Linked DNA regions of Homo sapiens: region 1 is linked to region 2. A link is an interaction called in ENCODE POLR2A ChIA-PET data of the cell type or tissue named here. Cell type or tissue: GM12878. All regions are shown on one strand. Links, peaks and the distances in the headings refer to the core of each region. The heading gives the core; the rest is flanking DNA. Region 1 overlaps PLCL1 (phospholipase C like 1 (inactive)). Region 2 overlaps HECW2 (HECT, C2 and WW domain containing E3 ubiquitin protein ligase 2).

Region 1 (5,389 bases), core at 303-5,302, 1.8 Mb before region 2:
ACATAGCAGCTGAAAAAGGAATATTGACCAATCTTGCAGAGAACTATCTCATCTAGCTTAACATCTCTAGTTCTCAGCAGCTACCTGACTCATAGATGTTCAGTGAGCCAGTCAATGAGTGATGTGTTTGCACACTTAAATGGCTACTCTTCCTAATGTAATAAAAGCTCTGACAAATTTTCTGAAAGTGCTATATTGTGACCCTCTAAATTGATCTAAGGAAACAAAAATAATCAGTTAACTATAACAAGAATGATCAGAAACCTGAGAATCTCCAAGAAGGAGGCTCAAGAAGTGTTCAACTCCAATAAAACAAAAATAGAAGTCCTTTCTCCTTCATGGGACTTACAAAATAAAAAACACAGTATACACATGGGTATACCAAGAGACAGGAAAATATTTCATTATTACAGTAACAAACAAATCCTAAGAAGTAATTATGCATCAGTTCTACAGGGTGATTTGGTAGAAAATTATGTGGATAACTACAGGAATAAGATTTCAACATAACATCAAGAAGGCTCCTAAAACGTCTACAGGTATCAAAAATGTATAATCCATGCTGCTTGGCATAAGCTATGGGCAGATAGATCACTAGAGTTTAGAATAATGTTTTCCATGTTGAATCTAGAAAAACTATATTGCAGGTCCCAAAACAACCATGCCAACTACTCTTCTTGAGAATGAGAAACTATGTCACTTTGACTATGAACCCTGTTCAATACCAGCTCCTTCCTTAGTCTGCTACATCCTGACATGTTTACCCTCCACAAAAATGTATAAAGAACCTGTCAAAATGAAGCAGACAGGGTTTGTTTTTAAGCAGTCATTCAATTACCACCCTAATGTAAGGGCTTTTAGTATTTCAAAAAAGCAATATTGCACGGGGTGGAAATACCTTTTCATATTCAAATACCAGCTTAATGTGTAGTTTAACAAATTACTATCTTACAGCTCTGTTTCTGGTATTTGTGAAAAAACACGAGATAAAAAATTGAGTGAACTCTTTTTTTCTTTTTTTTTTTTTTTTGACCTTTAATGAAAGGATCAAGACAGTATTTTCCCTTTTTGTTCTGTTTGTATATAACAAAAGCATTTCTTTGCTTAACTGCTTTTATAAACTACAGACCTCTGTACAAACACAGTCTTAATTAAACCTGAGAAGTGATTGTTGTATTCTACATTTCAAAAGGAAAAACTGGTCTGCAATAGAATAACTGTTTTGTTTATGCAGCACATACAAGTACAGATGCTAAAAATTCTTAAATAACAACATAACCTTAACCTTGAATTATAGGCTGCCATGGGACCAAGCCTAAGAGAACATAGATAGAAATCAAATATTATTTATTACACAATATTTTAAGAACTTTTACTACAAAATAACACTGAAAAAATACACTAGTAGTAAACTTTGTTCCCAGCCATGAACTATGTATATATATATGGACCACTCCCAGGGAGAAATTAGATTTTTAACTCTAATTTTCTTTAACAAGGTATTAAGCAATCCCACAGACTTACAATAAAGTTGAAAAAACACAAAAGCAGTGTGTCAAGAATGCCAAAGGGTTCTGAAGACAACTGAGCCTGGCTTGAGGAAATATGGGCAAAATCTATGTGGAATATTTTAAAACATGCCACAAGGGGTATGTGTGTGTGTGTGTACACACTTTGCTTTGTGAAGTCTTCTCTTTAATTCTCTCTCTCTCTAGAACAAAAGCCCTTTTCTGACTCTTACAAGGTTTATGCTTAGTCACTTAATCAAAAAATTCAGTAAAAGCAGAAAATAATAAAAATTGGCATACATATACCTCACATGTTTTATTTAAATGTAAGGCTTTTGAGTATGGCTCCACTAATTCAAGTTCTCTGCTTGAACTCTTTCTTGAAAAATGATACATTTCAGTTTCTTGAAAATGCATCAATAACTTAAAAGATACTTACAAAGTAAGTTGTATTAGAAATTCTTTTTTATATTTTTCCCAAATCTTTCATAGTTGTCTTACCCTCACCTTATTTAATAACACTTTCAGCAATTCTTTTCTAGAGTCTTTCCAAAACTTTCAGTTTATTTTTCAAAGAAACAATAACTCTTTATATTTACACTCAAAAGTCACGGGATTATGTAATATTTAATTAAGTTATGTAACTGTAATTACAAGTACAAATAGAATAAAACCGTTTTGGAAAAAATCTCAATTGACTCTTTGTAAGCACAGAACTCAACTTGATAGAGAGTATTTAAGATAGGTGCCTATTATCCTCGAATTTTATAAAGAGAATGCTGAGTGTCAGTTAAGTGGATGTTGAAGGAAGCTTCTCCTATAATCTCTAAAGCAATGTTTTCTAAAGCCTTTCCCAGGAATAACTAATTTCAAGAGTGCGATGGAAAAAAGGACTTGGGGTCAACTAAGTTTGGGAAATGCAAGGTCGAACAAAACTAAGCAGCTTTCCTTTATTGCAGGACATTAACCTCTAAATAGCTAACATGCATTTTTAATTTCCAAGATGGCACTATAGTATGTAATGTTCTCCCAGTGTATTTCATCAAGACTGTACATTTATCCAGTATTTTATCAGAAAGGCAATACTCCAGAAGCAATCACTATAAGTACTTCTATTATCCTGATTTTTATTAACACCTAAGACTTTAATAATCAGTATAATGTATGCTAGCAATGGATTTTAATTGGTAAAACTAGTGGCTTATTAATATGAAGAATTTAGAAATGGACTCTCTCGAGTAAAATTAAAGACAATCAAGAGTATGTGGAGTAGCAAAAATATTTTAGAGATATTCTCCACTCTAGTGTAATGGAGGATAAGGATCCAGAGAGCCTCTCCCCCAGAGACAAACCTGAGGTTTTTTCCTAAATGGCCCAGTGTCCACCTGTTGATTTAAGAAGATTTGGCATTGCCCACTGGATTGATAAGGGTAACAGGATCCAGCCTCTGGGATGTTGCCCTGTCTGCCTTGGAAGAACCTTTATGCAAGGTAGCAGAACTGGGACTTCCTAACAAGTTGTATAACGAGCTGTAAAAAAATGTTTTTTACTTTGCTTGCTGTTAAGTATTTATGTAATCAATGGTCTCTGTGTGTAGCAGAATTTTGTCTGGCTTGCTTTCATTATGGACTAGTAGCAAAGTTTTGTGTAGTGCCTAACACTGACTCAGCTCAAACCTCTTTTGATGTATGAACCATGGAGGAAAAAACCACTAAGGGCTATGAATGACCAAATCAGCTTAGGTCAATTCTCAACACCTGTCTTCAAGGCAGAAGATGAAATTATATGTCCATCCATTCTATGATATAGAAGGAACCCCAAAAGTCTCATTTGCCCCCAATAGACTCTCATTTATCTGCTTCCCAAGCAGATAGTTCCCTCTAACTTATCCAGATTTTATCAATAGCATGTTTGAAAATGCACTTATGTTAGCTGGCAATGAAAAATGATTCTAGCAAACTTCTCTAGCATCTCAACTTAATTCAAACTAATAGAAAATTAGCTAAGTGTTTCCTTGGAATGTGTGAAGAATCTAAACAGAGATGAGGTAAGATATTACTTCAGTAGTGGAAAAGCAGCATATTTTGTGGTCTTAGATATTCACACACATGGTACAATGGGAAGGGGAAGCCCAGCTTAAGAACAGATTTGACCAAGGCAATTGTGTGCTAAAAGCTGTGCACTGAATGGATAGGGAGGAGTCAGAAAGAACAAATCTATGTTATTAAAAAAGAGAATTCATTGATGATTCTTGCCTCAAACAACCATTACTATGGTAGTTAACAAATGATGATTTTCAATCAATCATACTACATACATTTTTTATTTTTGAGACAGAGTCTGGCTCTGTTGCCCAGGCTGGAGTACAGTGGCACAATCTTGGCTCACTGCAACCTCTACCTACTGGGTTCAAGGGATTCTCCTTGCCTCTGCCTCCTGAGTAGCTGGGACTACAGGTGCACACCCCATGCCCGGCTAATTTTTTTGTATTTTTAGTAGAGATGGGGTTTCGCCATGTTGGCCAGGCTGGTCTCAAACTCCTGACCTCAGGTGATCTGCCCGCCTTGGCCTCCCAAAGTGCTGGGATTACAGGCGTGAGCCACCGCATCCAGCCATACCACACACATTTATTTGTTGGAATTCTATTGTAATGAATAACTAACTTTCCATTTTACATAGTTGCTCATCTATTTGTTCTTATCAGTATGGACTCATGGATTCTTATTCCATCTGTTACTACCATTTATTTTTATGGTCACATTGTCCTGTATTTGGCTAGTAGGAGCCCCTTGGAGCTGGCTCGTGTGTCCTTTTGACATGTCCCCATCATTCTTTGCTCACTCTCTTACTTTCAAATGGAAAAAAACCAAAAACAAACAAACAAACAAAAACAAAAAACAACACCTGTTCCAGGCTTATCTTGTTCTTTTCCTGCCCCAGCAAGGAAGAAGACTTGGTTGATTTTTGTTGGTGAATAGTATTTAGAAACCAAGATAATGGTACTACTTATGCTAATTGCTACTGAATTATCATTGCTTCTTTATCCTGTCAGAGGATACAGCTAGGCAATTAGATTGATCTACATAGCTATAAAAACCACGAATTCATACAGTTATTGCTAATCTTAATCCAACAGCACATGGGTTCACTCTAGCATTCTACCTTTTCATATCTATAATTCCTTTCTTCTTCAACAATGAGAAAACTGACCGTCATTAACACTAATAGATATATTTATTTTCATAGTCTTGGTGTGTCTCCCACAAGATAGTTATTAATTACAGGGGACAAAGAGTAATTTTACAGTGCAGAAATATGGCAGATACCACATTAATTAAGTGAACACAAGTAAGGGCAGAAATAGATACCATGACGAGACATGAAAAAGGACACAACATTCTTTCAGTGGTGTTCTTGCCAAAAACATATAATCTGAATCTAATCATTAAACAACATCAGATTAACCCAAAATAACTGGCCTGTACACTTCAAAAATGTCAAGGTCATGAAAAACAACGAAATACCGAAGAACTGATCTAAGTTAAAAGAGACTTTAAAAATGACAGCACAACACAACATGTGATCCTGGATTGATTTCCTAGACCACAAAAATTGGTTTTTGCCCTTTGTTAGAGATGACATTGATGAGACAATCAGCAGAATCTGAATGAAGTCTATTAATGTTAATTTTTAGGTTTTGATAATTGTATTGTGGTAATAATACAAGAGAATGTCCTTGTTTTTCAAAATGCACACTGAGGTATAAGGGGACAGGAAGTCTGTAACTTACTTGCAAACATTAAAAACAAAAACTTTTTTTATGGCTGCATAGTATTTCATGGTGTATATGTGCCACATTTCCTTCATCCAGTCTATCATTG
Region 2 (5,389 bases), core at 134-5,133:
TGCTGTTATGAGGGATGCAAATAAATAACACATTTCCTGCATTCTTTTTTTTTTTTTAAGACAGAGTCTTGCTTTGTCGCCAGGCAGGAGTGCAGTGGTGCGATCTTTGCTCACTGCAACCACCACCTCCCGGGTTCAAGAGATTCTCCTGCCTCAGCCTCCCGAGTAGCTGGGACTACAGGCACCTGCCACCGCGCCCGGCTAATTTTTGTATTTTTAGTAGAGATGGGGTTTCACCATGTTGGCCAGGATGGTCTCGATCTGTTGACCTTGTAATCCGCCCGCCTTGGCCACCCAAAGTGCTGGGATTATAGGTGTGAGCCACCGTGCCTGGCCCACACATTTCCCGCATTCTTAATAGGAAAGGAAAATATGAAACCCTACTACAAATGAATAAAAATATGAACGAAAAATGCTTTGTAAATTTTCTTTTTTAATAGTTGGGAAAGAAAAATATACCTTTAGATAATCATGTTTTCTTCTTTTTATTTATATCTTTCCAGCTTTAGTGAGGTATAATTGACAAATAATATAAACTGTTCACAATGGCAGCTGCTTGTTCTGTTTGTTCTGTGGGAGCTCAGAGGAGGTTGTATTTAACTTGGGCTTGAAGGAGAGGGAAGACCTTGTCGAGGAGGGGCTGTTTGAACTACGCTTTGAAGAATGAGTGAGAGCATTCTTGAAGGACAAGCAAGCGGTGGAGGGTGGGGAGGATATTTCCAGCATTAGAGTCTTTAGAAAAATCCTCAGCAAATACCCAAGTGATGCAACATGATAAAAGGGCTGCAAATGGTTGTGGGTGGAATAAAACTCTCTTTTCAAAATCCCAGTTTATAAATCCAGTACAGTGTGTTATTTTTTCTTATTCTCTCTTATACTGCTGTTCTGCTATTGTCTCAAAAGATTTCTGTAATATGGGGGAAAATGCTAAAGCAGAAGCAAAAACAACATTAGAGTTTTCTGGTAAGGCTGTTAATGGGTATTTTTGGTTATCTACTTGTGTGTATGAGTTTCTAAATCTATATTAGGTGCAATAAATAATTCTGGTTAGGACAACCCTATTTAGCTCCTCCACACCTGCTCCTATTAGCACCCTGGTGTGGGAGGCTCAAACCAGAAAGATCTGTTGTACCAGGTGTTCTAATAGGCATGGAGAATTGCTCCTGAGGAGATAATACACTAACTCGAAACCCCACATGAAGATTGCTGCTCTTCAACCCCTCCTCTGCTGAGCCAGGGAATTCCCTGGCCTGCCTTAGCCAAAAGAAGAAATATCTTGGCACTGCCCCAAAACATTTATACCACTCAGTCTTCCCTTTGATTGTGTTGTTGCAGACTGTGCTCTGTCAATGCAGAAGTTAGTCCTGATGAACAAGTCTGCTGTTTAGCTGCTGCAGCCTCAGTAATTATAAGCAGATTGAACTACTTCTGTGCCACTTGGTAAAGAGTCACTGCCCCAGCCCCTCTCAAGAATGTGGATGCCTCAACTCCCCCCACCATTTAGCCACTAAAACAAGGCTTTCAATAACTAAGAACCCTGCTTCAGCCCCACAGCTGGTATCTGTTCTGATCAAGTGGTACTTCACTATGCTCATTGTTAATATTTTGAACAACTTGGTTTGGGATGCTGATATAGAGCATTCTGGCTCTTGGTGCAGAACATAAATGATGCTTCTGTTTGCAGGTAGGAGAAGATTCTCGACATGCAGGACCACCAGTTCTTCCCAGGCCATCCAGTACATTCAATACAGTCAGTAGGCCACAGTACCAGGACATGGTTCCAGTGGGTATGTCATCCCTTTCCAGAAATCATCTGTCCTTTTGTGCCATTATCTGTACCATGTACACTGTGCTGATACTTCCCCTGTTGTTAGCCTGCTACTTTTTGCCCTATATTGAGAAATTGCTGCATTATCCTTAAGAAATGTATAACAAAATCCTACAGACTTGAGTCTCAAAGGGCTTCTGTCTTGTAATATCCTAAAGGATGAGATTGTTTTTTAATACCACCCTACCTTTCCTGAGTAGAGGTATCATATTAGATTATTGAAGTTAAGGAAAAATAATTTATTAAGGTAATACATTATGCAATCATTATAAATTAAGAATTTGGACTAGCATATACTTAGTATATATTTAAGGCCAAGACAGAATTTAAATGGTGTGTGAATCTGTAGCAGCCTCACAAAATAAACAATCAAAGAGAGCACATTCTTAAGGGCTTTTGTCACAAATAGAAGGCAGCAAGAACCTCTAAAATAGTAAAATAAAAATAAATGAGTGTGGGAGAAAGGCCTGAAAAACAACTTGAGTTGTTATTAAAAGGATGAGGTTGAAGTAGATCAGTGGTTGCCAAACCTGGAGCGCCTGAGGCAGGTGGAGTGGACAGACTGGTGGGAGGCCATATGGGCTCCGTGCTCCGTCTTAAATTAGACTAGGTTGGCTGGGCGCAGTGGCTCACGCCTGTAACCCCAGCACTTTGGGAGGCCGAGATGGGCAGATCACAAGGTCGACAGATCAAGACCATCCTGGCTAACACGGTGAAACCCCGTCTCTACTAAAAATACAAAAAATTAGCCAGGCATGGTGGCACGCACCTGTAGGCCCAGTTACTCTGGAGGCTGAGACAGGAGAATCACTTGAACCTGGGAGGCAGAGGTTCCAGTGAGCCGAGATTGCACCACTGCACTCCAGCCTAGGGACAGAGCAAGACCCAATCTCAAAAAAAAAAAAAAAAAAAAAAAAAAAAAAAAAAAAATTAGACCAGCTCTCCATTTATCTTTGTTTTAAAACGTCTTCTTTAAATTAAAAAAAAAATGTCATGAAATTCAATGTAATGCCCATGACCTAAGAAGCTTGACCTCTGGATAAGAAGAAATGTAGGGTTGAAGTCTAACAGTCTAGGTTTTTTTTTATGTTATTACTAATATGACACTAAATACTGCACATGGAATTTTAAAGCACTATAAAATTGTTGCTTAGACAGTTATGTGGGCTCTGAGCTCAGACGCACTATAAACCCCGATTCAATAATTATCCAAGTGTCTTCATTATTCATATATAGTGAAACGTGCACTTAGGGAACATTTGAGTTGACAATGGTATTCCATTTTAGCAGGTAGTATTTCTTTAAAATTGTTATTGTATATATAAATATACATAACTAAAATAGATATGTTATAGGCAATATGATGCAGGTAAGATTGGAAATGGCAGATCTCTACAGAATTATTATACTTCTTTTGTTTAATTATTTGTTAAAGAAAGGCATGTATCTTGATAATATCCTATACCAGAATCTCTGATGTTTAAGAATTTAGACACTCTGTCCTAGTTCTGTGAATTTAAATATATTTGTGCCTATTTATGATTATCAACAAATATAATCAAGATGAATCATCTTAAGTAAACAAATTCATTTTCTTGACAAAAGAGTATTAACGGTATCCTTAATAAATTTTAATTAACTATTTTTAAGTTTCTTTAGCCAACCTTGACTGGGATTTAGATTTTTCTAAACACATTTTGTTCATGGTTCGTGATGATGATTGTGTTGTAGCTGTTGGTATAGTTGGTTTGGTAAAGAGCTATTTGTGGCTTAATGGCATTTATTTCCACGTAGAGTTTTAGAATAGTTTGTCCTCTGCATTTTGGTCCTAGTTGTTGCTGCCAACTAGTACATTTTGGCAAATTGAGTTCTGCCTCTTTACCTCCCTGGCTGGCTGCTAATCAATCAGAAGATGGTTTTTCATTTCTGACTTGTCATTTCTGTGAGGCTGATTTTCGTAAGTTTAAATGATCAAGATCTAGAATCTCGTTGGTGACCTCATCTTGCCATTTGATAATAAATATGGCTTGTCAAATGAGTTTACTAAGAATGTTTAACTAAGCCACAGCTAACAGACCTAAGTCCAATAATCATATAAAAGGTTAGATACAAATTGGAATGTAAGCACCTATAGTGGTGGGCACAGTCTAGTTCCAAACTATAACTTTGAGTATAAGTAATATTAGCCAGAAAAACAGATTTCATTTATTTATTTTTTGTTGTTGTTGTTGTTTTTCAATAGAAACAAGTTCTCACTATGTTGCCCAGGCTGGTCTTAATCTCCTGAGCTCAAGTGATCCTCCCAACTCAGACTCTGAAAGTGCTGGGGTTACAGGCGTGAGCTACCATGCCTGGCTGAAAAACAGATGATTTTGAAAAGTTTGGATTTATAGGCCGGGCACAGTGGCTTACACCTGTAATCCTAGCACTTTGGGAGGCCAAGGCAGGTGGATCAACTGAGGTCAGGAGTTTGAGATCAGCCTGGCCAACATGGCAAAACCCCATCCCTACTAAAAATACAAAAAAAAATTAGCTGAGCATGGTGGCAGGCACCTATAATCCCAGCTACTTGCAAGCCTGAGGCAGGAAAATTGCTTGAACCCGGTGGGGCACACAGGTTTGGATTTATATACATAAAACTAAAAATAGATTCTTTTTTAAATTGTTGTCTTTTCTGATTTTTTTTTCAGCTTACAATGACAAGATTGTTGCATTTCTACGTCAACCCAATATCTTTGAAATTCTACAGGAGCGTCAACCTGATCTTACCAGGAATCACTCACTCAGGTAACAATAATATTGGTATTTGGTTCAAGTTGCATAAGCACAAACCATTAAATCTTAGTTTTACTGATAGTTGTCTTGGAAATTTATTCTTTCTTTCTGACATCCTTTGCAAAACATCTTGTATGCAAATATTTTGTCATCATCACCAGGTATTGTAGTGCTGGCTTCTCTCTATTAAGTATAAAAGTTGAATAAAATCGGCCGGGCACGGCGACTCACGCCTGTAATCTCAGCACTTGGGGAGGCCGAGGCAGGCAGATCACGAGGTCAAGAGATCAAGACCATCCTGCCCAACATGGTGAAACCCCGTCTCTACTAAAAATACAAAAACTAGCTGAGCATGGTGGTGTGTGCCTGTAGCTACTCGGGAGGCTAAGGCAGGAGAATCGCTTGAACCTGGGAGGTGGAGGTTGCAGTGAGCTGAGATTTGCACCACTGCACTCCAGCCTGGCGACAGAGTGAGACTTTGTCTCAAAAAAAAAATAAATAAAGGTGAATAAAATCAACTAAACAACCCAGAACCCTATTTAAAAAACGAAATATGAAAAAAAAATTTAAGCCAAGCGTTTATCCTAGAAGTGCAGATTATAATGAAATTAATGACATAACTTTTTGAGTGTAACTTGAGTAAGCAAAAGTAGCATACAGTTTATTGAACTGAGATATATAGAGTTCCAGACTTGGTATTCACATTTTTCCATAATAAAAACAGATTAGAACCTAAGTAGGGAATCTGATATTCTCTAAAACTGAGCCTCACCTTGCATGAGCCCT

What was found. Peaks named below come from ENCODE experiments on the same cell type or tissue, not always from the same donor. Only the 100,000 strongest peaks of a DNase experiment are listed, where the experiment ranks them.
Region 1: POLR2A ChIA-PET joins it to region 2 with 5 read pairs; 1 of 35 experiments calls an interaction of 5 or more read pairs at or near these places.

Annotation. Positions count from the first base shown.
Region 1 is chr2:198,034,486-198,039,874 of GRCh38, reverse strand. All of the region lies in intron 1 of PLCL1 (phospholipase C like 1 (inactive)), which reads right to left. Among named protein-coding and RNA genes, the nearest start is that of PLCL1, 230 kb to the right of the region's middle. In GM12878, for the core only: no CTCF peak of the experiment used is centred there; a DNase peak (open chromatin) is centred at 3,167.
Region 2 is chr2:196,270,419-196,275,807 of GRCh38, reverse strand. It overlaps HECW2 (HECT, C2 and WW domain containing E3 ubiquitin protein ligase 2), which reads left to right. Exons shown (of 29, transcript NM_001348768.2): 16 at 1,685-1,787; 17 at 4,519-4,615. Among named protein-coding and RNA genes, the nearest start is that of HECW2-AS1, 13 kb to the right of the region's middle. In GM12878, for the core only: no CTCF peak of the experiment used is centred there; no DNase peak of the experiment used is centred there; H3K27ac peaks cover 1,041 bases.